Linked DNA regions of Homo sapiens: region 1 is linked to region 2. A link is an interaction called in ENCODE POLR2A ChIA-PET data of the cell type or tissue named here. Cell type or tissue: Panc1. All regions are shown on one strand. Links, peaks and the distances in the headings refer to the core of each region. The heading gives the core; the rest is flanking DNA. Region 1 overlaps PCOLCE2 (procollagen C-endopeptidase enhancer 2). Region 2 overlaps PAQR9 (progestin and adipoQ receptor family member 9).

Evidence for each region. ChIA-PET counts read pairs that join two places held together with the same protein. Peaks named below come from ENCODE experiments on the same cell type or tissue, not always from the same donor. Only the 100,000 strongest peaks of a DNase experiment are listed, where the experiment ranks them.
Region 1: POLR2A ChIA-PET joins it to region 2 with 6 read pairs; 2 of 35 experiments call an interaction of 5 or more read pairs at or near these places.

Annotation. Positions count from the first base shown.
Region 1 is chr3:142,860,503-142,865,887 of GRCh38, forward strand. The region is part of intron 2 of PCOLCE2 (procollagen C-endopeptidase enhancer 2); the gene reads right to left. Among named protein-coding and RNA genes, the nearest start is that of PCOLCE2, 26 kb to the right of the region's middle. In Panc1, for the core only: no CTCF peak of the experiment used is centred there; no DNase peak of the experiment used is centred there.
Region 2 is chr3:142,955,664-142,961,048 of GRCh38, forward strand. PAQR9 (progestin and adipoQ receptor family member 9) reads right to left here. Exons shown (of 1, transcript NM_198504.4): 1 at 1-5,385. Among named protein-coding and RNA genes, the nearest start is that of PAQR9, 5.3 kb to the right of the region's middle. RefSeq lists an enhancer at 2,645-3,844. In Panc1, for the core only: no CTCF peak of the experiment used is centred there; a DNase peak (open chromatin) is centred at 3,183; H3K27me3 peaks cover 1,130 bases.

The sequences.
Region 1 (5,385 bases), core at 120-5,119, 95 kb before region 2:
AGCTCAAGCTATTCTCCTGCCTCAGCCCCCCAAGTAGCTGGGATTACAGGCGCCCACCACCACGCCCAGCTAATTTTGTACTTTTACTAGAGACAAGGTTTCACCATGTTGGTCAGGCTGGTCTCAAACTCCTGACCTCAACTGATCCGCCTGTCTCGGCCTCCCAAAGTGCTAGGATTATAGGTGTGAGCCACCACTCCCGGCCCATGCCTTGTTCTTTAAGTTAGCTTAGTTTTCTATGTGCCTATCACTAAAACCCCTCTCAATACCGGCCAGGCACCAGTATTCTATCAAGCTCCATTCTCTTCTTGGAAACACCCATTCTGGAGCTCTCCTTCCTCCTGCCCACCCTCTATCCAGTCTGGACTGGTCACTCTCAAGGCCTGCAGCACAGCTGTGGGCTGGGACTTCACTTCTTCACCAATTCAGGAACCCCCATTCCCAGGGCTTCTAGGTCATTTTCCTTGCTTGTTTTATTCCCTCATTTTTCTGGAGATCATCCTCCTTTAGTTTTCTTACCAAAGGTGTACAGAGATTAAAAGTTTCAGATAGTACACCTCTGAAAATGTCTTTATTATTCTGTACTCAACACTTGTCTGCCAGTTTGGCAAGGTACAGAATTGTAGCTTTAAATGGTTTTCTCAGAACGCTAAAGGCTTTGCTCCACTGCCTTCTAGCTTCCAGCAATAGGCTGATGCTGTTCTTTCCCCTTCTATGTGACTGTCCTCCTCTGCAGAGAGTTGTAGGATTTTTGTGAGTAAATTTAACAAAGATGCACCTTGGTGTTTATCTTTCTTCATTCATTTGTGCTGAGTGTTATTTCTTTGATAACTCCCTCCTCTCCAAATTCCCTGTTCTTTCTTTTTAGAACTCTCGTTAGTCAGACTTGGACTTCCCTGACAGGATTCTCTAATTTTCTTATCTTTTCTCTTCAATACTCTACCTCTTATTTTGTTCTACCTGCTGAGTGTCAAGTTTAGCCCTGATACTAATTTTTTTATCTCTATTATCAAGTTTTAAATTTCCAACAGTGTTTTTCTTGTTGTTTCCTTTGTTTTTAGTATCCTGCTTTGATTTTATGTGCACAGTGTCTTTTCACATCTCCCTGAGGACGATAATGATTATTATTTTGACATTTTCTTCTGCTCTGCACTGTTTCTGTTGCCTTGGAGTTTTTGTTTCCCTCGGTTTGGGCTCTGCCTTTTCATGTAAGAGGCTTTCCTCAAATGTCTAGTAATCCCCAACTGGCTGTTCACATTCAGAACTGAGGTGAGGCTGACTGGAAGCTCTGTGGCAGGGCTTGTCACCAGTGTGATGGGGACGAGCTGGCTTTTGCCTTGGGCCTCCCAAATGTCAGTATCTGGATAGAGGTCCTTTCTCAAGGGCTGTTCATTTTCTCTAAGATTGTTCCATGCCTCGCCTGAGGTGTAAAGACCTTGCTGCAGCTTTCATCGGAGGAGCAGGGAAAGAGGTGGGGCCGGGGTCTCACCATTCTAGTACACAGACTGTAATTACCCTGTTTTCAGTGCCACACCTGGGCCTGACCTCTTCTGCTAGGCTTGCAGTTCTGAAGCCCAGAACCCCTGTGGTTCCCAGAGCATACTCCCTGCCAGGCTGGAGGGAGAAGGTGGGGAGGTAGAAGAGAGACAGCACCCTTGCTGCTGGAGGTGGAGGAGGGAACCTGTAGGGTTAACCGCTCTTACAGAGGCCTTCAAACAGAACTCCAACTTCTAACCTCATCTGCCCTCCTGCCTTCCAAGAAACCAGGTGCCTCCAGCTCCAGAGCCTTTCTAGAATTCTGTGGCACAAATCGGCTTGTTTCCTACTGACACCTCCCTTCTCCTCTGGCAGGGGAGTGTTCGTTCTCTCTCTTCTGTTAATTCAGTCACCACTGACCATCTGCTTTCTTATCTTCCAAAATCTTGTTGGTATCTCTCATGTACTATTAATTCTGTTCCAATTCCATTTTTCCTGTGAGTTTAAACTTTTCAATTCCCTTACTGTAATTTTGGTGGGAAGAGAAATACTGAAATAAATGCTTAAATACATAAATAAATGCTTAATTCATCAGGTTTCACGAGAAGCCACTGAGGTGATCTTTATTAGGACATAATAAGAATGATAGATGCTGTATTTGTAGGTTATCTAGAAGACAATGTCATGTATAACATTATAAAATAATGTATAAGAGTATATTTTTAAAATGGAACCCAGATCTGTTAAGCACCTATCAAATATCCAGAGAACTCCAAAGGACTGAAAGACAGCTATACTACCATCTGTAATGGCTTTATACTATTCTAATGTACACTTGCACCATCATTTATACAAGAAATCTCAAATTTTTCTAAATTTAGCATGTTTCCAAATTTTCATTAATATAAATAATGCTATTATAAACATAATTATAAAAATATTCTTGTGCTTAAGGGAATATTTTTATAGGACAAATTCCTAGAAATGGACCTGCTAAATCAAGGAGTTGGGCATTTTAGATGATTACAGAATATACCCCAAGAAAAGTTGTATTAGTTCCCATTTTTCACACCTTCTCCTACGCTGGATGCCTATCAATACTTATCAGTCTGGCAGGCAAAAAAAAAAAAAAAAAAAAAAAGACACCATTGTTGTTTTAATTTCACAGCAGGCATTTGCATGGGAAAGCTTGGTTCACTTAATGTGGCAGAGGCCAGATGTCTGACAGCAGGTAAAAAACAAAAAAACAAAAAACATTGAAGATAGCTTCAGGGTTTCAAGCCCTGCAGGTACCATCCACAATACAAAGGCAGTAAGGAGAGAAAGGTTTGATGTTGTTTTGCTTTAGAAAGAAGTAGGGCAGAGGGACAGAGGGTGTCATAAGTTTGCTTTTGAACATGTCAGGTTAAGATATTTGAGCTGAATGTTGCAATATCATAAGGCAGTTAGAATGATGGTTTCAGGGGAAAAACATTTCAAAAGGTCCAGTTCTCTCAGGAAAGAGGACATTTGATCAGATAGATGGGACATGGAAAAACTTTTACAAGAGAAAACAACGTCTGAGGCCACAGACGACTGTCTTACTCTAGCCAGATGGCTCACAAATGTGTAGCCTCAAATAGCGCGTAAGAGAGGAAGAGGGTGTGGGAAGGGCTCAGAGGTGCCAGAAGCAACAACCCGAGGGCACATCCTTGGGATGGTGGTTAGGTGCATCAACAGAGGAGGCACTTTCATTATTTCCACACCGTGTGCCCAAGCCTCCCAACAACCTAGCTAACTTTGCTTATAAATTCTTTTCAAACTAAATTCTTTTCCACTTAGACTCCACCAAACACAAAGCTTTTTAAAAAATGTAAATTAAATTAAAAACAAAACAAAAGTGGATAAACTAGCATGCTATTTAAGAAAAACCTCATGATTCCTGGAGAAGAGTTTAGTCAGCAGAAGAAAAGACAGTGAATCATTTTGCTCAGATGGTGTGGCATTTAAATTAAATGTTCTGTGACGACGACACATTTAAGAAAAAAAAAATCATAAAAACAAGACACTAGTAGACAAGGAAAAGAAGACTGGGGAGCGTCTCAGAAAGAACTTACTAGTCCAGACTGCGTGAAACTGGCACAGATGGCTTGAAAGTTATAGCAGGGTGGGGGTAATTACGTTCAAACATGCCTGGTACTTCCTGCATGGCGACCTGGTATACTGCAAAGCTTAGGGTTATTCATAAAATGAGAATACCCAAGTTTCACCAAGCACCTTTTCCTCAAAGCCCTCAGCTGTCTGAAGAGATGGCTGATGTTGATGAGAAGCACTTATGCTGTGGTTTTTCAATTCAAGGAGAAGCTGATTCTTAAAATTGAGAGTCTTCGAATGCCATATAGAGCAGTTCTGCTTTTATCATTTCTCACTTGGCCACAAGTTTCAGGCCAGGGTCCTGGTAGTTCCTTGATATTTCAGACCCAGTTCAGGTCAGAGTTTTTCAATCATAAAACACTTTTTTCCTTAAAAAAACAAAACAACACAACTTATCAAGGTATGATTTACAAACCATAATAACCCACTCATTTTAAAGTGTACATTTCAACGATTCTTAGAAAATGTATGGAGTTGTGCAACCATCACTACAATCCAATTTCAGAATATTTCCATCACTCCAAAAAGATTTCTCATGCCCATCTGCAGTCACTGCTCATTCCCACCCACAGCCTCAAGCAAGCACTGATCTACTTCCTGTCTCTATAGACTTGCCTTTTCTGGACATTCATATGAATGGAATCAAACAGTATGTGGTCTATTGCATCTGGCTTCTTTCACTTAGCATAGTGTCTCTGAGGTCCATGTAGCATGAATTAGTACTGCATACCTTTTATGGCTGAATAATATTCCATTGTATGAATATGCCACATATTTATCCATTTACCCTGTTGATGGGTATTTGAAATGTATCTACTTTTGGCTATTATTAACAATGCTTCCATAAACATCTTTGTACAAGTCTTTATGTGGATGTATTTTCATTTCTCCTGCATCTAAAAGTACAACTGCTTGGTCATATGGTAAATGTTTAACTTTAAAAGAAACTGTTTTCCAAAGTGGCTGTACCATTTTACATTCCTACCAGCAGTGTATGAGAGTTTCAACTTCTTTACATCCTCAACAACACTTGCTATTCTCTGTGTTTTTTTTTTTTGTTAAAGTCATCCTAATGGGTATGAAGTAGTAGCTTATTGTGGTTTTGATTGCATTTCTCTAATGACCAATGATGTTGAGCATCTCTTCATGTGCTTATTGACCATTTATACATCTTCTCTAGTGAAATGTCTATTCAAATCTTTTGCCTGTTTTTTTTTTAAATTGTCAACCCTAAAGTACTTTTAAAATACAAACAGAAAAGCATCAAAACTTAACTTGTAATAAAGATGAACATCTGAGTCACACTGCAAAATCTGGTTTCATACATCCATTTTACGCCAAGAGTGAGAGGCAAGGAACCCCTTACAAGCTTGTTTAATGAAGTTACCCCATACAAAATAAGTGAGTTGACAACAACATCTCTTGAAGAATGCATTGGCTAGGAACACTGGTTTCTCACTTTAATTTCTGGATCAGCCATAATTTCTACAGAATATAAAAAGAAACAACATCCTGTGAAGGATGGAGGGCCTCTCACTGCTTTTTAGAGGATAATATAAAAGAGTAAAAATTAAAACACAAGAAGTTTTAGAAATAACTACAAATACAGATATTATGTAGTCAGCAGGCTCATTATATAAATATGTCAACAAAATCAATGTATGGAGAACTTGGAATAATTTGTGTGACTGGATAGGAAGCAAGGAAATGTGGATATAGTCTTTTAATCTAAGGCTTATTTTTCTCTTTTTAAAAAAGTAGTTCACTTAATATGTT
Region 2 (5,385 bases), core at 331-5,330:
CTCTTTATTGCCTTGGTACTCAGTTGATTGGCGAGAATAATTTTGTTCATAGCCTCCAGAAAAGAAAACTAGCCTGTTTGAAAAGTAGACCTTCTGTGCTAGGTTTTGCTGGAAGAGGGAATTTAATAAAGTTTCTAACCAGAATTTTTAAAAAGACTTTTAAATTTAGCCATGAGACACACCTAAAACCTATCTCATGTGTTTTCTTCTTTTTTAAAAAATGATTTGTATCCTTCTTTAAACTATACATTATTTACATTTTTAAAGACCTACTAGGTCTTTATCATTTGAGTAAGAGCTCAAGGTGATTAAACTCACCGGATAAAGATGAGTCTTTCCAAAAAGCTCTGGTTCTCACTTATGTGCTAAGGCCTGTTTTTACAAACAAATGTCTATTAGAAACTTTACAAATATAAAATTAAAATACTTTTTTAAAAAATTTTCCCAGGAATTTTATTTTTTGCATCCAGCATATTAAAAACAGATTATGCTTTCCAACTAGAGATGGAACTAAGAAGAAATGAAATTGTGTCCCCATGCTTTATCTAGAAACAAGAGTTTATTTACACAGTGTCCTTCTTCAATATCATGGTGTACTGGGAGAAGCAGGGCCATCTTTACAGCACGGCCAAATGACCACCTGAAGACCCCCCATTCTGCCTTGAGTGCTTATTGCGTATTTTGGGTGGAGGTATAAGGCATGAGGGAAAGGTGGCCTGTCACTTTTACACATTGGAGAATAATTTTGCACATTCAAGAAATTTTCCTTGAGAAATGCCATGTTTGGAATAGCTTCCAGAGATTGATTGAGAACAAAAGCATTAAAGCAAGTGCATTACATTTAGAAGCACAATACATTGGGAAACATTCTCAAAAGCTCAAAGAGCAGGCTGTTTTTCCACTGAGCTAAATAGTAAATAAGTGTGCATACTGTTGCATATAGGTATATGTTCAGAGCTTTCAAAAGTCACATCCTGCCACAATTAACAGCTAAATGAGCATTCTTGGCCCCTGACCTATAAATAAACACTCTAATTCTGCAACTTGCTCACAGATTCTTAAGGAGCCACTCTAGAACAAAAATGCCTACAAACTGGTTAGAAATCTGCAAACCAGAAATGCAATACAGTTATCCTTTTTTAAATGACAACAACAGAAATTTATATTAGCTTTTGGAAGAGTGACTAAGAAGAACTGACATCCATTTTCACAATTAAGAAATAATTATTCACAATACCGAAGAAGCCAAATCTTCAATAAGAAAACGTGTGGCCTCTCACAAAAGAACACAGTAGTGCTCAGCTCCAACCACTGAATGCTTCCTTTTTCAGTTTGTCTAGGCTTGTTCGCTTTTTGTCAGGTGATATATGTCAGAGAATATTGACAATCCTTCAAGAAAATGATTCAAAAGGTGATGTACAATTGGCTGGTGCTATCCCGTAATGCCTTTTTGCCTCTGTCCTAATTTTATGGAAACAAAGTAAGGGCTTTAAGCCAGGAGATAAATGTACCACTCAAAATATACCTGGACACTCGTGCTCAGGTCAAACGCTACAAGATGTGGTTAAGCTGACAAACAGAATTCCTTGCCTGTCTACTCGAACACTAACACCCTGGGAGTTCACATGCTTTTCTAAGGACAAAATTTAAAACTCAGGCTGACTGCACAGTTGAACTTGCTGCCCCATTCTGACTGTTTGACTCTAATCCTCTTTGTTCTCCCCTTCCCATGCATTCTTCCTATCTTTTTTACCTCTGACACTTTTTAATGATTTCCTCCAGATTAATGTTTTCTAAGACATGTTTCATAAGTTACAACACAAAGATCCTAAAAGGCTAGAGAGCATTAGTTAATCTCAGTTAATTTTGGAGATCTAGCCATTTACCTTCTTATGTATGTGATTGGTTTGTTTGTTTGTTTTATTACACTATAAAATTCAGACACTTAAAGACATCTCAATTTAGGCACTTTGGATGATCCACTCTTCATAATAGTATGAATACTATCAATCTTCCAATAGTTATCGTTATTAGTGTTTTCATAATATTAGTGATAAGTTTTTCAATTCTGTACATATGCCGACTATCCCCTCACTTGGATTGTACATTACATTTTCAAGTTATTTTTAACAATAGGCCTAGGAGCACACAGAAAAAGAAAAAAGAAAGAAATTGATTGCTGAGGAAGTCAGCATGTGAATAGAAATAAGATTCTATGGATTGCACTTATGCTAGCAAAAAAAGAGACCCAAACTCAGGGACTTACGGCATTCTACCTACAGCCAAGGTCAGAGTTTGGTTCCTGGCCAGAGAGACTTTCTGGGGCTTCTCTCTTCCACCAGAAGACAAAAGGGTAATGGCTGTAATAATACGGATGGGTCCTTGCCCAATGTCTTACACACAGTAGGTGCTCAAAGATCATGAAAGGTATGATATGAGTGCATGAATGAACAGCTCAAAGATTGCTGACAGAGTGAAGTCAGCAGTGGTAAACTTCAACAGTTGAAGAACAAGATGGTAACAACCATTTTAAGTGGCTGATAACATTTTGTTTGAGATATTTTGATCTAATTTCAAAGACAGCCCTATCTCACTTTGCTCAATTTTAAAGTTAGTCAATTAAGGGACTGTATCTATATCTCTTTTTCCAATTAGTGTCTGTGTGCTTGGCCAGGCATCATAGCCATGCAAACTAGTAAACACAGTTGAGCAGACAATGGTCTCCGCATTCTAATGCCAGTTTGAAAACTTAATCCTGTCACCTTGGACCAACTATAAAGCTTTGAAATGGAGATAACTCCCACCATACCTGTCTCCTATTATAGCTTTGTGCAGATTAACTAATTAAAGTTATGAAGAGATTTAAAGATAAAAATTCCTGTTTATTATTGCTGTTAGTCCTCAGAGTTGGCACCAAATCAGGAAAAAATGATATAAATCACCTCTGTCCCAAAATTTTGCATTCTTAGAAATGATTCCTATGAAGTATCACTATAAATTAGGCTAAATTGTTTTTTGACTGCAAGCACTTACAAGCTGGATTTATGAATGGAAACATATGAAGGCCACTCTGTCCAGCTCTGTAGCCCCATACTTTCTCCCTGGGCTATTTATAGAAAGTGTATGGCTAGTGGAAAAGTTCACATTTATTTTTACAAGCCAGTCATGACATGACCGAGGAACTCATTTCCTCTCTCTGGGAAGGTCATCCTCTTCACCTGAGCTGCAAGAACGGCAGGGAAGAAAGGAACCCCATTAGCCAACTAAGTCAGTCTGAGTCAGCCCCAGAGACCAACCCACGGGGTGACAGGCACCGAAGTCAAACACCTTCATTTTCCAGGCATGACTCTATGGCGCCGCTCCTTGAGATGTCATCCAGATCATGACTAACAAGTAAAAATGAAACATATTACATAATATGCTTCAAAATTCTACTGCCAAAATAGGTTGTACATAGATAATGGACTGAATTCTTATTTATAATTTGTCCTACATTTCAAACAGCTGAACACAATAAAGTAAAACTGAATTTTAATGTGGCAAAATGGAAAGTGTGAAAAATATTTTAAAATATATATTGTTCTGATTGCCACATTACCTTGAAATGTGTAATAAACCTGGATAGTTCCGTGCAAATGGGGAGATTCAAAGTAAATATTCACTTCTAAAACATCAAGAAATTTAATAAATTCAGCAAATAAACTGTATAGTTTAACAAATCATCCCTGGCTTTGACTAGTGTATATGGTACCTATTTGCAAACATGAAGTGAAGCCAAACCAGTTTTCAACTAGAATGTCCTCTTGTCATTATTATATGTGGTCTACAAAATCTAAGATGGAATAGGAAAGAACAGTGGACGAAGGAAAAGGCAAAGGGAAGAGGAAAGTGAATCCTCATTCTCTCTGGGACATACTGGGTGCTGAAACCTGTGTGGCAAAAAGTGTGTCATCTCACTGTACTCATGCAGCATAATCACCTGAAAAATGATATGGGTATAATTTTATCCTTAAGTGGCCTCTCCTTAAGGTCAAAGACAAAGGACAAGAAGAGAATTCTGTCTGTGGACCTGGAAGAACAACAAAAAATTAAAATGACAAATTTGGTGTTTTAGTTATTGTTCTCAAACTCATTAATCCTTGCTAGAAGTCTTCCTCCTGAAAGTTCCTTCTGAAATTGAGGTCCCATTTTACAAAGAAACTACATAATACGCTTCACCCTGTTTCTCTAGCTTCCAAACCAATGTTCTTTGGGGCTCTAGAAAAAACAACAATGACATGCAAATAAATTTGCATGTGGAAATATCCTGATTTCCACAGTTGTCCTTGAATGCATCTATTGAATTAAGTTACAGCTGAGGAATAACATCTGTTGTAAGTACAAATTAGCCTCTGTAACCTAACAGGAATCTCCTTGCACTTCACAAAGGATGAGACACTGACACTCGTCAACAACTGTGCAAAGTGTATTTACAATCTCAGTAAGAGATTCTAAATTAAATATAGACATATATAAATTTAACTTCTATGTGCAAAGTAACACACACAAGGATACCGGTTCCTCCAGGGAATTGTGCTGAGCTTCTCTGTTTACAGAGAAGTGATTAAAAGCATAAACAAAACCAGCAATTGTTTTAGAAGTGCCAGCCTACCAGTGCTGAGGTAAGTGTTCATCTACCTCATATGCATGATCTAAGTTATATCATAAAATCAAGATGCACCTGTGGGACATGATCATCCTGCCCAAGACCTTCAACTAGGCAGTGGAGATCAAGCCCAAGATAAGCCACCACTACCTGGGCAAGCTCTCCATCACCTACAAGCCAGTGAAGTACAGCTGGCTGGGTATGAGGGCCACCCACTCCTCCTGCTGAGCCAGTAAAGGCACACATGTCTCCAAACAAAACAAAACAAAAAAAACTCCCAATCAATGACTTATTTGGCTTCTAACAAAATGACCTACCAGGAAGTGTGGTAAGTATTTAAACAAGTCATCTCAGTGGTTTGTGTTAATCTAGAGTGGCCATCTCAATTACAGGTTAGCATTTGTAAGAAATGTCTAAATAACATTGGCTAATCTGTTTGTTAGAAAGGATCTCAGGGACATGCTCATGAATGTTTCAAGGATTTAGGGTGACTGCCCATCATTTCCATAGTCTGGAACCAAATCAAACTTCAGCGTTTAACTAGGCAAGTGTAATCTTATTTAACTCAAAATTTTCAGTGACAACTCAATAATGTGCTCCTGCCTTTCATAATAAAACTGCCTTGTTTATTCTTGGATATTATGTTTTTAATTTTAAGCAAGGATGGATGGCATCAGTCTAGAACTTCTCCCATGGCTGCATTAGAAACACATCTACATTAGAGGGTTGGCTCTTTGTCC